Regions from separate parts of the Homo sapiens genome. Here region 2 is linked to region 1. Evidence: chromatin loops called from intact Hi-C (ENCODE). Cell type or tissue: A673. All regions are shown on one strand.

Region 1 (8,000 bases):
AAAATATTTACTTGGGTTACCTCTAGACTAGTTAGGGTTACAGATGATTTTGAAAAAACTTTAGCATTTTCTAACAATTTTACAAGAACATGTATTACATATATAAATAGGAAAAAAAAAACCTTTTAAAAAGGAAAGTAAATAGTGAGACAACAAAAATTGTTCAGAAATGAAGCCAGCTGTCAGTGGGCATGGTGGGAAAGAAAAGCAACAGAGCCTGAGAATAGTCACGATTTGTGGACTCTGCCCTCATTTGTTAAAATGATTCCATTTATATCCTAGATGTCTCTGAAATGCAGATTCTAAATCTATTTTTTCTAAGTCAGAGTCTATTTTGGAAAGACTAGGGAAAGTGCTTATATAAATATTGTAGTAATTTCCTCATAAAGTTATAATCATACATCTATTTGTACCTTACAGTTTACAAAGCACTGAACGTATACTCTCTAGTTTGATCCTCCCAACAGTAATGTGTAAGGCGTTGCTTTCTTCTTTCTACAGGTATAAATTCAGCCTGAGATTCCAGAATATTCTGTGTATTGACCACCACAGCAAGAAGAAAAAGTCCATGTAGGACTGAAATGTAAGTCTTACGATTGCTCAACCTGGTCTCTCTACCATAACACCTTTGAATTGAGTTATCTCACAAATAATAATTTCCATGTCTACTTGAAGTGGATTTGTTTATAGAGCATTGCTTTCATTAATTCATTCTGCAGCTGCTGAGTGCTAGGGTAAGCCAGGCTTTCTCCCTTGCCTGGGGATGCAGCAGTGAACAAAGTGGACATGATCCTCCTCTCTTGAGTTTTAGTCTGTGGGCCAGGAGTTGGGGGGTAGGAGAGGAAACTAGAGGAGCAGGGTCATTTCCTCTGGGGGTTGAGAATGATGAAGATGAAAAGCATAATGCTGGGGGAGACAGAGACTTGTTGGTGTGTGGGTGTGGGGCCACTTCAGGAAGAGTCTTCAGGGGGCCTTTCTGAAGAGCTGGCATTGACGCAGTACCTGAAGGAGGAAGCCAGTAACCATTGAGGGGTTAGAGCCTTTGGGTAAGAGGGAACCATAACAGAAGACATACTGAGGCTGTGGGAATGGACTTGGCTTATTTGAGGAAGCAAAGGAAGGTTTGCATGACTAGAGTGGGGGCCCTCAGAGAGTAGTGGATCCTGGCTAGGAATGTGGCCTGTGACTTACTTCTCACAGTAAGTAAGAAGTCCTCTTCTCCAGGGACCTTTGTGTGAGCCATGGCTAGTGTGGTCTGGTGGGTTCCAGCACTAGCCCTAGCACTCACTCCATCCCAATCTTAGGAAAACACGTCCCTGCATTCCCAGCCTCAATTTCCCTAGGAAGAGGGTTGTCACTGTCCTCTTCCTACTGAATTCATTTTTTCCCTTCCTCACAAGACGACAACCTCTGTGAAGACTGTAATGAGGTCACTCCTTTCTAACTTCTCCACACTCCCAACCCATCCATACACCTACACCCAGAAGCATCCAGGCCATTTTTGTTCTATCATGGCAGATCAACTGATATACAAGCTAGGGATTTAAGAAATACACAGGGGTTGGAATAAGCTGGATTTATTGGCCAATTGTAAAAACTGATACTAATATTTATTAGCTATAGAAAGAAAAATAGAGGCCTGCGTAGGCACTGTAGCCAGCTGCTAGCTCCCAGCCACCCCCACCATCCGGGTCTGGGGACAGAGCCCACTCTCCAGTCCTTTCCTGCCCCCAGGGATGACTTGCAGGGAGGATGATGCTGTCTTGCCTGGGATTTACCCATCCAAACAGCCCATATTTCACACCTGTGGCTCCCCACTAACTACATCTCCTCTGAAGAATTAGTGAAAGGAAGGAGTCTTGCGGGAGGGGTAGGTGATGTTTGCTTAGCTTCATGCCCAGGGATAAAAGAGCAAGCTTTCCAAAATTCCAGTCTGATCTGTACTCCCCCACTTCATGCTGGGCTGGGCTCCCCATCACCCTCAGAAAGAAGTCCCCTGCCCTGGCCAGGCGCTTTTGCTCACGCCTGTAATCCCAGCACTTTGGGAGGCCGAGGCAGGTGGATCACGAGGTCAGGAAATCGAGACCATCCTGGCCAACATGGTGAAACCCCAGCTCTACTAAAAATACAAAAATTAGCTGGATGTGGTGGTAGGTGCCTGTAATCCTAGCTACTCGGGAGGCTGAGGCAGGAGAATCACTTGAACTGGGGAGTCAGAGGTTGCGGTGAGCCGGGATCGTGCCACCGCACTCCAGCCTGGCGACAGAGACTCCGTCTCAAAAAAAAAAGAAGTCCCCTGTCCTTACACTTTCAAGTCCTGCAAATTCTAGCCCCCGCCTGCCTTCCTTGGGGTGCCCCCGCTCCATGTTCTGTTTCTCTGGCTCTGTCTTCTGGCCTTTCTTAGTCCCTGGCATTGGCCATTCTTGCTTCTTCCCTATGGTTGAGAATTCTCTGTGCCTTTCCCCTTGCCTCACTCCTTGGCAGGTGAGCTCATTCCCACTTTCATCCCTCATGTCTCATTTAAATATGGCTGCCTTTTGGACCCCCTGGGAGAGAAGTTTTCTGTTCCCCGTTCCTTCAGCCCCCCAAGCCCCATCTTTGGCATCTTGTCATAATTTGCCTTTAATGGCTGGCTTCCCTGTTGGCTATAAGACCCGGAGGACAGTGGCTGCATTTGTCCTGTTCGCAGGTGGGTTTTTTTGGGTGAAGGGCGACAGGATGTCACTGTGTCACCCAGGCTGGAGTGCAGTGGTGCAATCATGGCTCACTGCAGCCTTGACCTCCTGGGCTCAAGCGATCCTCCTACCTCAGCCTCCCCAGTAGCTGGTACCACAGATTTGTACCACCACACCCAGCTAATTTTTAAAAGTTTTGTAGAGATGGGGTTTTGCCACATTGCCCAGGCTGATCTCAAACTCTTGGACTCAAGCAATCCTCCTGCCTTGGCCTCTCAAAGTGCTGGGATTACAGATGTGAGCCACTGAGCCTGGCCTCAGTGGCTTCTTCCTACCTCACACAATGTCTGGCGTAGGAGCCATAAAACTTGGTTGCATGGATGAATAAGTGAACCAGGAAGGCCTTTGAAGCTTTTCCGCACTGCTTAGATTTCAGGGTGAAATTTGGGGGATCTCTTGAACTTCAGTTTCTTAGACTCCAGCAAAGAACAGGACCTGTAACTTGGAAGTGAAGGTGAGAGAGCCACAATGACAGGAGCATTTTTAAGCTCTGACCTGCTAGCCTAGAGCCTAGCGCCAGGCCCTGCTCTAGGCTCTTTGCATGAATTATCTGGTGAATCTCACAATTGCTGTTATAATCTCCATTCTTCAGCCAGTCCTGGGAGTAAGGGGAAGGGTGCGTGAGTACCAGGTCAGAAGAAAAGCAAGAAGTAGGTGGTAGAAACTCTAAACAGAAAAAGAAGCAGGCTCAATTTGGGGGGTCTGCTGGAAGGAACAGAAGAGGCCCCAGGACTCTGGCTTCAGGGCCAGGGACTGTGTCTGGGTTGCTTGGTCAAAGACAGACAGGCTTCACCCAGAGCTGGCCAAATGCTGGACACTGGGCTAAGAGGACTTTATATGCCTGCTTCATCCAACTGCACAACAGCCCACCGAAGAAAGGGACTTTCAGAACAGTTAAGTCACTTGCTCAGTGTCATACAGCCAGTGGCAGAGGTGCAATTGCAAAGTCCCCTTGCTTACTGGGGCATTCTCAGATGGTCAGTGAAACAGCAAGCTCTGGTTCGCTTCCTGAGTGTAGCCCAGTTGAGTTCATTTGAGGCACTGACACCATCTTAGAGATTTATACAAATACCACACTGCTCAAAGCAGCAAGGGCACGCCTGTAAGAGCAGATGCACAACCTGCCTTCATAACAGGAGAGCAATTGTAACTGAGGTTCCTCGGTCTGGAGGCCACCAGAGAATCCCCTAAGCCCAGCCCAGCCTCTTGATCAGGACTTTTTGGGCTAATGCCCCAGGTCATTTCTTTGCTGTCTGACTGAGCCTCCTCCCTCTGATAACCGTACAGTGCCATCTCTTCTATAAAAACAAAAGTTTTCTTCTAAAGCTGTCTTCCACCGCCAACCAGAAGCCCAAGGCCTCTTATTTCTTACAAGTTTCTGCTCCCAGAGCCATTTTATTTCTCCTTATTGGGTGATCAACTTTTCCCTCTTCGCCTGGGACTTTTCTGCTTTTAGGATTGAAAGTCCTTGGTCGTAGGCAGTCCCCTCAGTCCCAGGTAAAAACCAGAATGGTTGGTCACCGCTCTACACTGGGAGAGGGTAGAGAAATGTTTTTTAATTCTCATCTATACATCAGTTTCTTTAGCTGCTTAATGTATGCAGCCTGTCCGATTTTGTGACAAACTGTCACAACATTCCCAGAAATGGCGGCGGATGGAACCACATTCAGGGATCCCACTGGAGTGCACTTGTCCGACCTAGTTGACTTGTTGCAGACCTGCACTTCCGCTGTTGAACACTAGATGGTGGCCTTGCACCCTTGTTTAGAGAAAGTGCGACACTGAACCTGGCCTTCAGGAAGTGCTGGGCATTTGGGAAGAACATGGGCCAGAGAGAAGTGAAAAAATATATGCTTATGGGACAGCCTAGAAGAAGCAGACCAGTGTGCAATGGCAAGCGCTAAAAAGGAAAAATATCAGATTTGGCTTAAAATTCCTTAAGCATTTAGACATTGGGATGGAAAGAAAGGCATGTTTATTTTACCAGGAAGTGGGTCTGCTTTCACCAGATGATCTGAATAACTTGTCCACTGGGAATACATCGTATAAAGGAGAAAAAAAAAAAAGCGAACAAGTTGGTCAGACACAGGGAACATCTTCTGGGTGGGTTTAATTACAGCTTTAGCTCCCTGGGTGAGCTACCATCCCGATACCAGAGCCGGCGCTGCAGGTGTGCTTAGCCAGCCCAGCCAGGGCCGAAGATACTGACAAGACCGGAGGAGGCCCCTCTCGAGACTGAGTGACTCACACCACCTGCAGAGAGCACAGTTGCCACGAGCCTTGCTCATCCTCCTCGAGCAGCTAAATTTATATTCTGAGAGCAGAACACTGGCGCTGGAGCTGTCAGGAGGGAACAGGGAGGAGATGGGAAGGAAGAGTGCCATCATCTTGGAGCGGGCTCGGGGGTGGAAGTGGATTCACATTCTAAGGGCTTTGTAAGTGAGCCCACAAGATTTTTCATGGAGAAACTGGTGTCTGAGAAATTACAGTTTTCTCTTAAATGTTCCCCTCTCCTCCACTTAAACCCCAGTAACAGCTGTCAAGGTCAAGGGAAAATCTTCCCTTTCATTCTCTGAAGTTTTGCTGAAAAATCAACTCACAAAAGGCAGATAATAAGAGAAAAGGCATAATACACATTTATTAGCATGCACAAAGCTGAATCAGAGTGACTGCCCCATATCCTGGTGGGGCCCAGATACTTACATAGCCTTATTTCAGATGGAAGCGGGGAGATGGGGAATATAGGTACTTCTGTTGAGAGGCAAGAAATGATTACTAGGGAGAATGAATGGATCGGGAACATAGATTAACTTGTAAATGGTTATCTCTGGAAATTGAATGAGCCTGAGAGACAGACGTTATCCTGTGAAAGGGTCTCTTCAGGTGTGGTTACATTGGATAGATAATAAGATAACAGGAAGAAGAAGGAAAAACAATTACTTTCCTTGGTGGGTTCACCTGGTCTTTATGCAGATAGGATAAAAGTCTCTTCTAGCATCTGTTGATCTCTAAGGGCCTTCAAAATACTCATTATAGGCCAGACATGGTGGCTTATACCTGTAATCCCAGCAGTTTGGGAGGCCAAGGTGGGAGGATTTTTTGAGCCCAGGAGTTTGAGACTAGCCTGGGCAATATAGTGAGATCCCCTCCCCACTGCCATCTCTACAAAAATAATTTTAAAAATTAGCTGGGCACGATGGTTCACACCTGTAGTCCCAGCTACTCAGGAGGCTGAGGTGGGAAGATCTCTTGAGCTCAAGAGGTCAAGGCTGCACTGAGCTGAGATCACGTTGCTGTACTCCAGCCTGAGTGACAGAGTGAGACCCTGCCTCAAAAAAAAAAAAAGTTAAAAAACCCCAAATCCTCATTATACCAAGGAGCCATATTTTGGGGTGAAGTTGCCTGCACCCCTTCATTACTAACAAGTTATGCTACTGAACTCCCTTTCAAAAGCTTGAGTTAACGATTAACACCCTGCCCTTCACAAGACATACTCATCAACCCAGAGAATGGTGGAGCTGGCCTGGCACTCAGTGACCCGGAGGCTTTTCAAACTGCTGGGGAGAGCTAGCTCTCCATACTCACCCCAGGGTTTTCTTATACAAAGATGCATTTCATTCTGCATGTAGAATATTTAAGATATCCAAAGAAGCTGTTACCACTTTTTATCTTTTTATGAGATCTGGAAAAACTGACCTTGAAAAATAAATCCTGTACTAAAAATACAAGTTTGATTAATTTTACAAGCTCAGAGAGATGAAGTAAAACCACAGCCTTCCCCTAGAGCTGGTCCAGCAGGATGACTAAGCCCAGGCAGAGCCCAGTCATAAGGCACGCTTTTCCTGCCCTGATGTCATGTCCTTGGAGCGGGTTAGAAGAGGTCTCTAAAGCAGTGGCCTGGAGTGGAGTCACAGCGTGGAAGATGAGGGGGTTTGCAGGAGAAAGCTTGAAGGAGGCTTCACCACAGAGCTTCAGTGGAACCTCACAGTTGCCTTGGTCCTTCAGAGAGTGGGCCTTTGATGCCTCAAATCTGTTTTTTCTTAGACTGTGGGGCTGGAGGAAGGTTTTCACTTTTGCATCTGCCCTGCAGGTGTAAGTCTGATAGGGCACCAGCTGAGGACAGCCCTGAACTGCAGGGCTGGCAGGAATGATCCAGACTGGATAGAAACGCCATGTGAGTGGTGGCGAGTAGTCGTGTGACAGTAGGCAGATAGTCAGGTATCAGCAGGGCGGGAGAGGCCTCCCCCCAACACACACCAGGAGTGCTGGGCGACCATCAGGTGAGGGTCAGGTGGTTGTTACCTATTTCTCTAAAGTAATAATTGTTCACAGTGGCACCAGGGAAAGGCAGTCTCCTAATAGATAGAAAACATCTGAAACTGGTGATCAGCAGCTTCCCCATAAGATCTCAGGAGAGGGGAGAAGTAACCCAAGACCCCGAAAGTATGTTGTATTAGAGTTCTCTAGAGGGAAAGAACTAATAGGATAGATGTCTATATGAGGAAGAGTTTATTAAGGAGCATTGACTCATACGATCACAAGCTGAAGCCCCACAATAGGCCATCTGCAAGCTGAGGAGCAAGGAAGCCAGTCCGAGTCCCAAAACCTTAAAAGCAAGGAAGCCGACAGCACAGCCTTCAATCTGTGGCCGAAGGCCTGAGAGCCCCAGGCAAACCAATGGTTTAAGTCCAAGAGTCCAAAGCTGAAGAACTTTGTCTGATGTTCGAGGGCAGGAAGCATCCAGCACGGGAGAAAGATGAGGGTCGGAAGACTCAGCAAGTCGGCTTCTCCTACCTTCTTCTGCCTGGTTTATTCTAGCGGCATCAGCAGCTGATTGGATGGTGCATACCCCCATCGAGGGTGGGTCTGCCTCTCCCAGTCCAGTGATTCAAATGTTAATCTCCTTTGGCAACACCCTCACAGACACACCCAGTAACAATACTTTGCGTCCTTCAATCCAGTCAAGCTGACGCTCAATATTAACCATCACATATGCCACCGTATAAAACCCCAAGTCAAGAGGTCAAGCCACGCAATTGGTCTTTCCAGTTGCCCTCTTGGTGTTCTTCCAAGTGTATCTTCCTTCCTTCCTTTCATTCACTATGCTACAGCTTTTTTTTTTTTTTTTTTTTTGAGACGGAGTCTTGTTCTGTCACCCAGGCTGGAGTGCAGTGGCGCGATCTCGGCTCACTGCAAGCTCCACCTCCTGGGTTCACGCCATTCTCCTGCCTCAGCCTCCTGAGCAGCTGGGATTACAGGAGTGTG
Region 2 (8,000 bases), 86 kb after region 1:
AAATCTAATCATACTAATAAAGAGGAAAGAAAACAACAAACCTAGCCCATAGAATATGAAATACTATTAAAAATGTTAAGTATGATATCTGTAGGTACTTTCTTCCCTTCATTTTCTAAATTTTATGATAAGCATTTATTACTTTTTATGAGAGAAGAGGAAAAACATAGTCTTTGCCAACTCTACGAGGTGACTCAGGACATAAAACAAAAGGTTATATTGGGATGCACTTTGAGAACGGCAAAGTGCCATGAGGATGGGCATGACTCTTACTAACTTACCCTGTGTGGTTAAGTGGGCCTCCGCTTGCTTGTCCGGAGGTGACTCCTTTTGCTAGGCCCTGAGCTCTTGGGTCCCCAAAGCTCAAGAGGACATTACAGGAGGTTGGCAGCAACCCTGATGCCCCACTTCACCTCGGTGGTGCCACCACCCCTAAGGCTGACCCTCCTTCTTGGGCTGTCTTGATTTCAGCCCCAATCACTCCACTAATGTCTGGAGGATTTCTAGAAGCACCTGCCACAGGTCCAGGTCTGAAGGTCTCTTTGTCTGCTGCATGAGCTCAGACCCTGCTGGACAAGAGTAGCAGGCACTACTGGTTTCTCCTCCCTACCACATTCCCTTGCTGGAGCCAGAGAAGGAGCCCCATGGACATCATGGACACTTTTTGCTAACTCTTTTCTTGTGTGTTTTTGAATGAAACCTTTCTTTTGTGGCCATATTGATGATACAGTGCTTGCCTTCATTATCCCTCCCAAAGAAATGACTTTGATATAGGTGGCCCTTGGTTCAGGCTTTTTCACCTCTCTCTCTCTCTCTCTCAGACACACACACACACACACACACACACACACACACACACAGTCACACACACACACACTGTCACACACACAGATAAAGTTGAAGTCCCATTTTCCTTCCTTCTCAGTGTTAGCCACTATCATGAAATGAATTTGGGTTTATCTTTTATAGTAATGTTGTCTGGTTTAGAAGTGATCGGTTGTATTTTCTTAATTGATGTTCTCTTAAATATTACCATTAACATTTAAAAATAAATATTTTTATCAAAGTGTAGCATGCATACAGAAATTGTACAACTCTTAGGTGTATAGTTTGACAAGTAGTAGTGAGGGGTGAAGGAAGCAGTAGTCCACCCCAGCTTCAGGCAATAAGGGGGTTCATTGTCTGTAGAGAATCTAAAAACAGGAAAAAAGCAGCTTTTATTACCATCATGCATTGGATATTCTAATAAACGTCAGTGATAAGATACTCATCCTTGCTGGAGTAGACCACTCTGGTGGCCTCTCTACCTTTGTATACCACTTCACCTTGATAAATATCACACAGTGAACAAATCCAGGTAATGACTACTCATATCTATACATAGAATAGGGCTGACCAGGCGCGGTGGCTCACACCTGTAATCCCAGCACTTCGGGAGGCCAAGGCGGGCAGATCACCTGAGGTCAGGAGTTCGAGACCAGCCTGACCAACATGGAGAAACCCCGTCTCTACTAAAAATACAAAGTTAGCCGGGCGTGGTGGCACATGCCTGTAATCCCAGCTACTAGGGAGGCTGAGGCAGGAGAATCGCTTGAACCTGGGAGGTGGAGGTTGCGGTGAGCCGAGATCATGCCATTGCACTCCAGCCTGGGCAACAAGAGCGAAACTCCGTCTCAAAAAAAAAAAAAAAAAAAAAAAAAAAGAAGAGGGCCAGCACCCTGGAAAACTCACTTGTAATACCACAGATTCATTTTGCCTATATTTTAATCTTATATGAATGGAATCATATACTATGGGTTCTTTTAAGCCTGGGCTTCTTTTATTCAGCTTCATGTTTGTAAGATTCGTCCATACCATTATGTGTAGCAGTTTATTCATTTCTGCTGTGTAATATTTCATTGTGCATATACAAAACATATTTATCCATTCTCTGGTTGATTAACATTTGGGTTGATTTCGTTTTGGGGCTATCATGAACAGTGCTGCTATGAACATTCTTGTATGTGTTTTTTGGTGCACATATGTAGGCATTTCTATTGGGCAGATTGGGCATTCCTATTGGGCAGCAGAATTGCTGGTTCAGACAGTGTGTACCCTCAACTTCAGTAGATTCTGTCTGAGGAGTTTTTTCAGCCATGTGGAACTGTTAGTCCATTAAACCTCTTTCATTTATAAATTACCTAGTCTTGGGTAGTATCTTTATAGCAGTGTGAGAATGGACTAATACACTGCCACTTTCTTAAAATGGTTATACTGAGTGACAACCTTACCAGCAATCAAGAGAGGTTCAGGTGACCCGCATTCTCACCAACACTTTGTATAGTCAGCTCCTAAAATTGTAATCATTCTGGGAGAAGTATAGTGGCATCGTATTGTAGTTTTATGTAATAGGCATTTCCTTGATCTCTAATGAGTTTAAGCAACTTTTATGTGTTTATTGGCCATTTGAATATCTCCTTTCTAAAATGCCTATTCAAGTCTTTTCCTGCATTTTAAAATTGAGTTGTCTGCTTAATTGATTTGCAAAAGTTATTTATATAGTCTGGATAGGCTTATTTTTCCCGGTTACATATAACGTCTTTTTTTCTACCAATGGTGTGCTTTGAAACACAGCAGTTTCTAATTTTAATGTAGATCAATTTATCAATTTTTTCTTTATGGCTAGTGCTATTTGTATTCTGTTTAAGAAATCTTTGCCTACCACTATGATTAATTCTTCTATTATTATTTAGAAGCTTTATCGTTTTGTTTTTCATATTTAGATTTAATCTACCTGGAATTGGTTTTTGTGTGTGGTGTGAGATAGGGGTCATTTTTTTTTCCATGTGGTGATCCAATTTACCCAGTAATTGGAAAGTAAGGGTAATGATCATTCTGATTTTGCTTCTAACCTCAGAGGAAAATCTTTCAACAATTTACCATTAAATGTAATGTTTGCTGTAGGAGTTTTGGTAGCCATCCTTCATGGAATGAAGAAAGTTTCCTTCTATTACTTGTTGGCTAAAAAGTTATTTTTTTCCTTTTAAATCATGAATTGGTGTTAAATATCATCAGATGATTTTTCCTCATTTATTACAATGATTATATTCATTTAAATATTTTTCTTTTAAGTTAACATTAACATTGACATATTTTCAAAATGTTGAAATAGCCTTCCTTTTGGGAATAAACCTAACTTGGTCTTGATGTCTTCTATTCTTTTTCTATACTATATTTTATTTGTTTCATGCTTGTGAGTCTTGCTCTTATCTCCTTGGTGACAGGGGTTTGCCTCACACGGATTTGATACCTCTCCTCCCATAGTGCTGGGCTCTTAGGAGATGCCCAATGCCTGGAGTCATTAATCCAAGCAGCGTTGTTTTTCCTTCCTGTAGTTGGGTGCATTTGACAGCTTGGATGGTGTGATTCTCCCAGTGGCTAATGAGCAGCTCAGGAATGCTAATGAAGGACTTCCTTTGGTTGTCTCCTGTGAGTCAGCAAATGAGCTCTGTAACTTGGAGAGCCAGAAGTTAATTAGTGCCCTGGTATAGACAGACCCTGATGGAAATAAGGGAATTTGGGTCTGTCAGAGAAGAGCGCTAGGAAGCTTTGAAGGTGAGGCCTGGATTAGGGACGTGAGGTGAAAACTAAAGGGAAGCCAAGGCTACGGTTTATAAATAAATGCCAGTGTTGGAGCTCTGTAAAGAAAACCAGGAAAGCCCAGAACATGTGGCCTAGACAGAAAGAAGAAGAGCAGGCCCAACATCTGGGTGTCGCTGACATCAGAGGCGCTGTTGATTCACCTCTTCCTTGTAGCAGAATACAGAGAGAAGTGCAGGAGATGTGTACAGCATGGATAGCGGAAGCAGATCACCTGGCAGGAGGCGGTGATGGATGAGGGATTTTAGGTGTCTTGCACTCCTTGTTCATTTTTCTTTGAGGCAGGATGGAAAGTCTAAAACCCCATCTGCTTACAAGTTTACTACAATAACCCGATGGATAAATAATTTGCAAGGCAATACCACGGATGATGAGCTCCAAATGAAATAGAATAGACTATAGACATGAGGCAAAGATGAAAGCTCAGTACCTTCCTGGCAGAACTACATAAGTGATGTCCACTGTGAGCACTGGACTCGGATGTGTTAGGCATGCTCATGATCTTGGGACGGTTACTTTGGCCAGAAAAATGTGTCACTCCCCTGGCTTAGGCAGATACCTAATTAGGTTAGGAGAACTGCCAAAAAGCACCCTATTGAAAGTTAAACTACTTCAAGGCACTGTGAGTAAAATATGCAAAATGTCACTGAGGCAGAAGTGAGCAAACCAGTAGAACAGGTGCAGCATGAAACTAACCTGCCAGGGACATTGTTAGTTCTGTTTCCTCTTGAAATCTCTTTTTTTTTCCCCCCCTGACTGTGTGGAAGCCCTGTCCTCTTTACTGCTGGAGACCCAGAAACAGATGCTCCCGCTGTCTCCTCACCTGAATTGTACTAGACTGAAAATGAAAATGAGGCTCCCAATTCTACCATGTCCATGTCCCAGCCATGCTGTGTTCACCAGGGAATGGCCCAGGATGGAACAAAGATGGATCAAGATTCTAAGTGTAAGCCCGTTCTTTGGAAGTGTAACCATTTGAATGAAACGTTCCTAATGTGTTGTTATTGTAGCAATGGTAACACCACACAGATGTCACCAGGAGTCTCCACAGCCTGGGAGAGACTTAAGCCTGTCCTCATGGTTTCTGCAAATTCTCACAGACTTATGGTTCTAAGCTGCATTGGATTGCTGGATGCAAAGAGCAGTCTCATCACACACCCGCACACTCCACTTTAAACATGTGACATGTTTTATTAGTTTAGCAATTTGCTGTAGATAAGAGGCATAGTGCTGTCAGGTGGGGTGGGATGGGGAATGAGGAGGCTGTGTCCTGCCCATCACAGCCTCTGGCTCTTCCCTCTCCTCTGTGCCTCTTGCTTTTCACTGCCTTTTCTGTTAGAATTCCTTCCTTCCTTCCTTCCTTCCTTCCTTCCTTCCTTCCTTCCTTCCTTCCTTCCTTCCTTCCCTCCTTCCTTCCCTCCCTCCCTCTCTTCCTTTCTTCCTTCTTGCTTTCTTGCTTTCTTCTTTTTATGGAATTTCACTCTTGTTGCCCAGGGTGGAATGCAATGGCACGATCTTGGCTCGCTGCAACCTCTGCCTCCGGGGTTCAAGTGATTCTCCTGCCTAGGCTTCCCAAGTAGCTGGGATTACAGGGGCCTGCCACCATGCCTGGCTAATTTTTTGTATTTTTAGTAGAGATAGGGTTTCACCATGTTTGGCAGGCTGGTCTCGAACTCCTGACCTCAGGTGATCCGCCCGCCTCGGCCTCCCAAAGTGCTGGGATTACAGGCGTGAGCCACCGCACCCGGCCAGAAATTCTTTATTTCTAACCCAGAGATGTCACTCCCTTTCCTGAGCCCTTGGTTCCAGCCATATCCATGCCCTACAAGATGTACATAGCTCAGGGGAGCTTCTGGGGTTGGGGGGTCCTACCAAGGAGTCTCTCTGTAAGAGATGATGTGGTACCAGCTCCTTTTAAACATTTTGAAGTGGACATCATTATTCCTGCTTCACACTTGAGGAGACTGAGGCCTGGCCTCAGTTTGGAGACGGAAGGGACTTGGTTAAAGTCCCACCTCCAGTAAAGAGTAGATCTGGGTCCCAAACCCAGGCCTTCTGACTCCATGTCCATCACTCTTTGTACCATCAAAGGGCAGAAACTCAAAGTGAACATCTGGGGGTTTGTAGAATCCTGGTGATTTCCACTTGGTTTCTTAAGACAATGCCTAGCCCAGGCTGAAAAGCATAATTAGCTCAGCCATAGACTCAGGCTCACCCCATGCCAACCCATGGCATCCAGCTCAGATTTGTACCCCGGAGTGGTCGGTGGGTATTAAACCTCTCTTGGAAGGCCAGGAGAGGACTTAAATGGCTGGGCCTTCACATTTATTTTCCTCTCTTCCCTTGGCTTTTTGTGGGGCTGAGCCTATCATTAATCAGGCTGTGAAGCAAAGGAAATAAAACACTGCCTTGGAAAGAGCTCTTATTTGTTTAAAATTGAAAAAAAAAATAACAACCCAGAAAAGACTGAAACATGTTTCCAACATACTGAATTTGATTATCTGTCTGTGCACAAAGGGACCCAGTCATTTGAAATTAAAGTTTAGAGAGTTGGCAAGTTTGTTTGATGAATCGATTGTGATGGGAGGAGCCCCCACCAACTGCAATGCTGAACTTCCTTCATCTCCTTTCTGTACATTCTGAGCATTTTGTTAATTGCTCTGATTGTTCAGTGCCACTGTGTTACAAGTTCCGGGGAGGGACAGAACTGGAGAAGTCCAATGTGTCTTCATCGTAGGGGCTTGAACAAGGGAGTCCCCAGTCTCTATCCAAGGTAGTGATCATTGGACCCACCAGCAGCTCCAGCACAATTGCTTTTGACTTTATTGTGAATTTGAATCAGAAATACAAGCCTCATCCATCGAGGAGCAAAGACACATGCATTGTTCAGACAGCAGAACAGAATGCAGGCCAGTGGGAAGCAGAGGATGTTATTATTGTTCTCTAGAGCAGCTCAGAGAGGAGAAAGCCTGGCAGTGAGTGCACAGGAAGCAGAAACTGGCAGATATAATCCAGCAATATGAACACTGGGATATGTTGTTCAGCACTTTGAGTTGCAAAATAAAATCCCGGTGGATGGGGCACCCCTCTTCCCCCTAACTCAAGCTCCCCCATTCCTCACGCTGCAGAGTTCATACTGAGTGCTCTTTTGCCCTGCAGCATCCGGAACAGTTGATTATGCCCCTGTCTTGTTTTGGAGCCTGCAGGGACTCCCTGATGCCGAGGGAACAGTTAACTTGGCATTCAAGTTCACTTTACCACCTGCTCCTCGACTTGGCCCCACCTGCCTTTTCCACCTATTGCCTGTGTGTCCCTTCTTGCACCTGCATTTTAGCCAGATGCAACTGCTGTCTTCTCCATAACCACTTTTCCTCCGTGTCCAGTTCATGCCTTTTCTTTGTTTTATGCTTGAAATGCCCTACATTTCATCTTTGCATGCCCCCATTCTTCTCATGATTTTGGAGCCTTGATGAAATGACACCACCTTCTTCTATTTCTCCCCTCTTTGCCCCTCCTCTGGATTTGCATAGTCAGGAGTCTTCCCTCTCACAACATCCATCACCTTCTACTTCATATCACACTGGCTTGGAAAGATTTCTTTTCCACATGCTTTATCTGATACATTCTTTGAAAGCAGGGGTAAGAGATTACTTGTCGTGTCCACTCTGGGTACAGGCAGGATGCCTTGGGCAGAGTAGGCATCCAAAAATGTTTGATGAATGAGAGACTTATTGAAGCAAGGGTTAGCAGTCTTTGGCTCAGGTTGGTACTCAGTGCATTCATCTGTCCATCCTGTCCTTCCTTCTCTCTATTCCCTCTTTTGCTTTTTCCTCTTCTCTACCTTCTCCTTTTCCTCTTTTAATTTCATTTACCCCCAAGCCTTGACATTCTACACAGCTCTGCTGGGCACACCCCATCTCTGCAGGTTGCTGGTTTCTGCTACAGGGGTGTTTGCTATGGTCCTAGACGACTTTTCAAGAACAACAGCAACAAAGAATCTGCACACTCAAGGTGGTTTTGTTTCAAGGAAGTAGGGTCTCTTTTCCACGTGATGCTTGTCTGCTATGGAGACTACTATTTGAAGTGATGTATTCGTGGAGCATTTCTTTCTCTCTGAGAAGTGGCAAGTGTTCTTCCCTGACCAGGGTCTCTGTTCATCTCCAAAGGTGGGTCTCGGTTCATCTTCAAAGGTTAGGCATGGAGGAGGCAAGCTGGCACAGGACCGAGTAGCAGCCAAGCCTCTCTCCTTGCTCAGATCTCACCACAAACCCCAGCTCCCGCTCTGGCCAGGATTACTGGGTCATAGCTGTTTGGCTTAAAGCAGCAGGAGATCAGTGAGGCACTAGGAAAAGAGCACCAGG

Evidence for each region. Hi-C counts contacts between places; a loop is a spot of excess contacts. Peaks named below come from ENCODE experiments on the same cell type or tissue, not always from the same donor. Only the 100,000 strongest peaks of a DNase experiment are listed, where the experiment ranks them.
Region 2: it touches region 1 in a loop (4-fold over the local background); 2 of 110 quality-filtered maps call a loop at or near these places.

What each region holds. Positions count from the first base shown.
Region 1 is chr2:30,112,351-30,120,350 of GRCh38, reverse strand. No RefSeq gene overlaps it. Among named protein-coding and RNA genes, the nearest start is that of YPEL5, 31 kb to the left of the region's middle. RefSeq lists an enhancer at 4,366-4,415. In A673, a CTCF peak has its summit at 4,481 (motif pointing right); DNase peaks (open chromatin) are centred at 4,500 and 4,980; H3K27ac peaks cover 4,944 bases.
Region 2 is chr2:30,026,832-30,034,831 of GRCh38, reverse strand. No RefSeq gene overlaps it. Among named protein-coding and RNA genes, the nearest start is that of ALK, 110 kb to the right of the region's middle. In A673, a CTCF peak has its summit at 7,999; DNase peaks (open chromatin) are centred at 3,401 and 4,841; H3K27ac peaks cover 4,122 bases.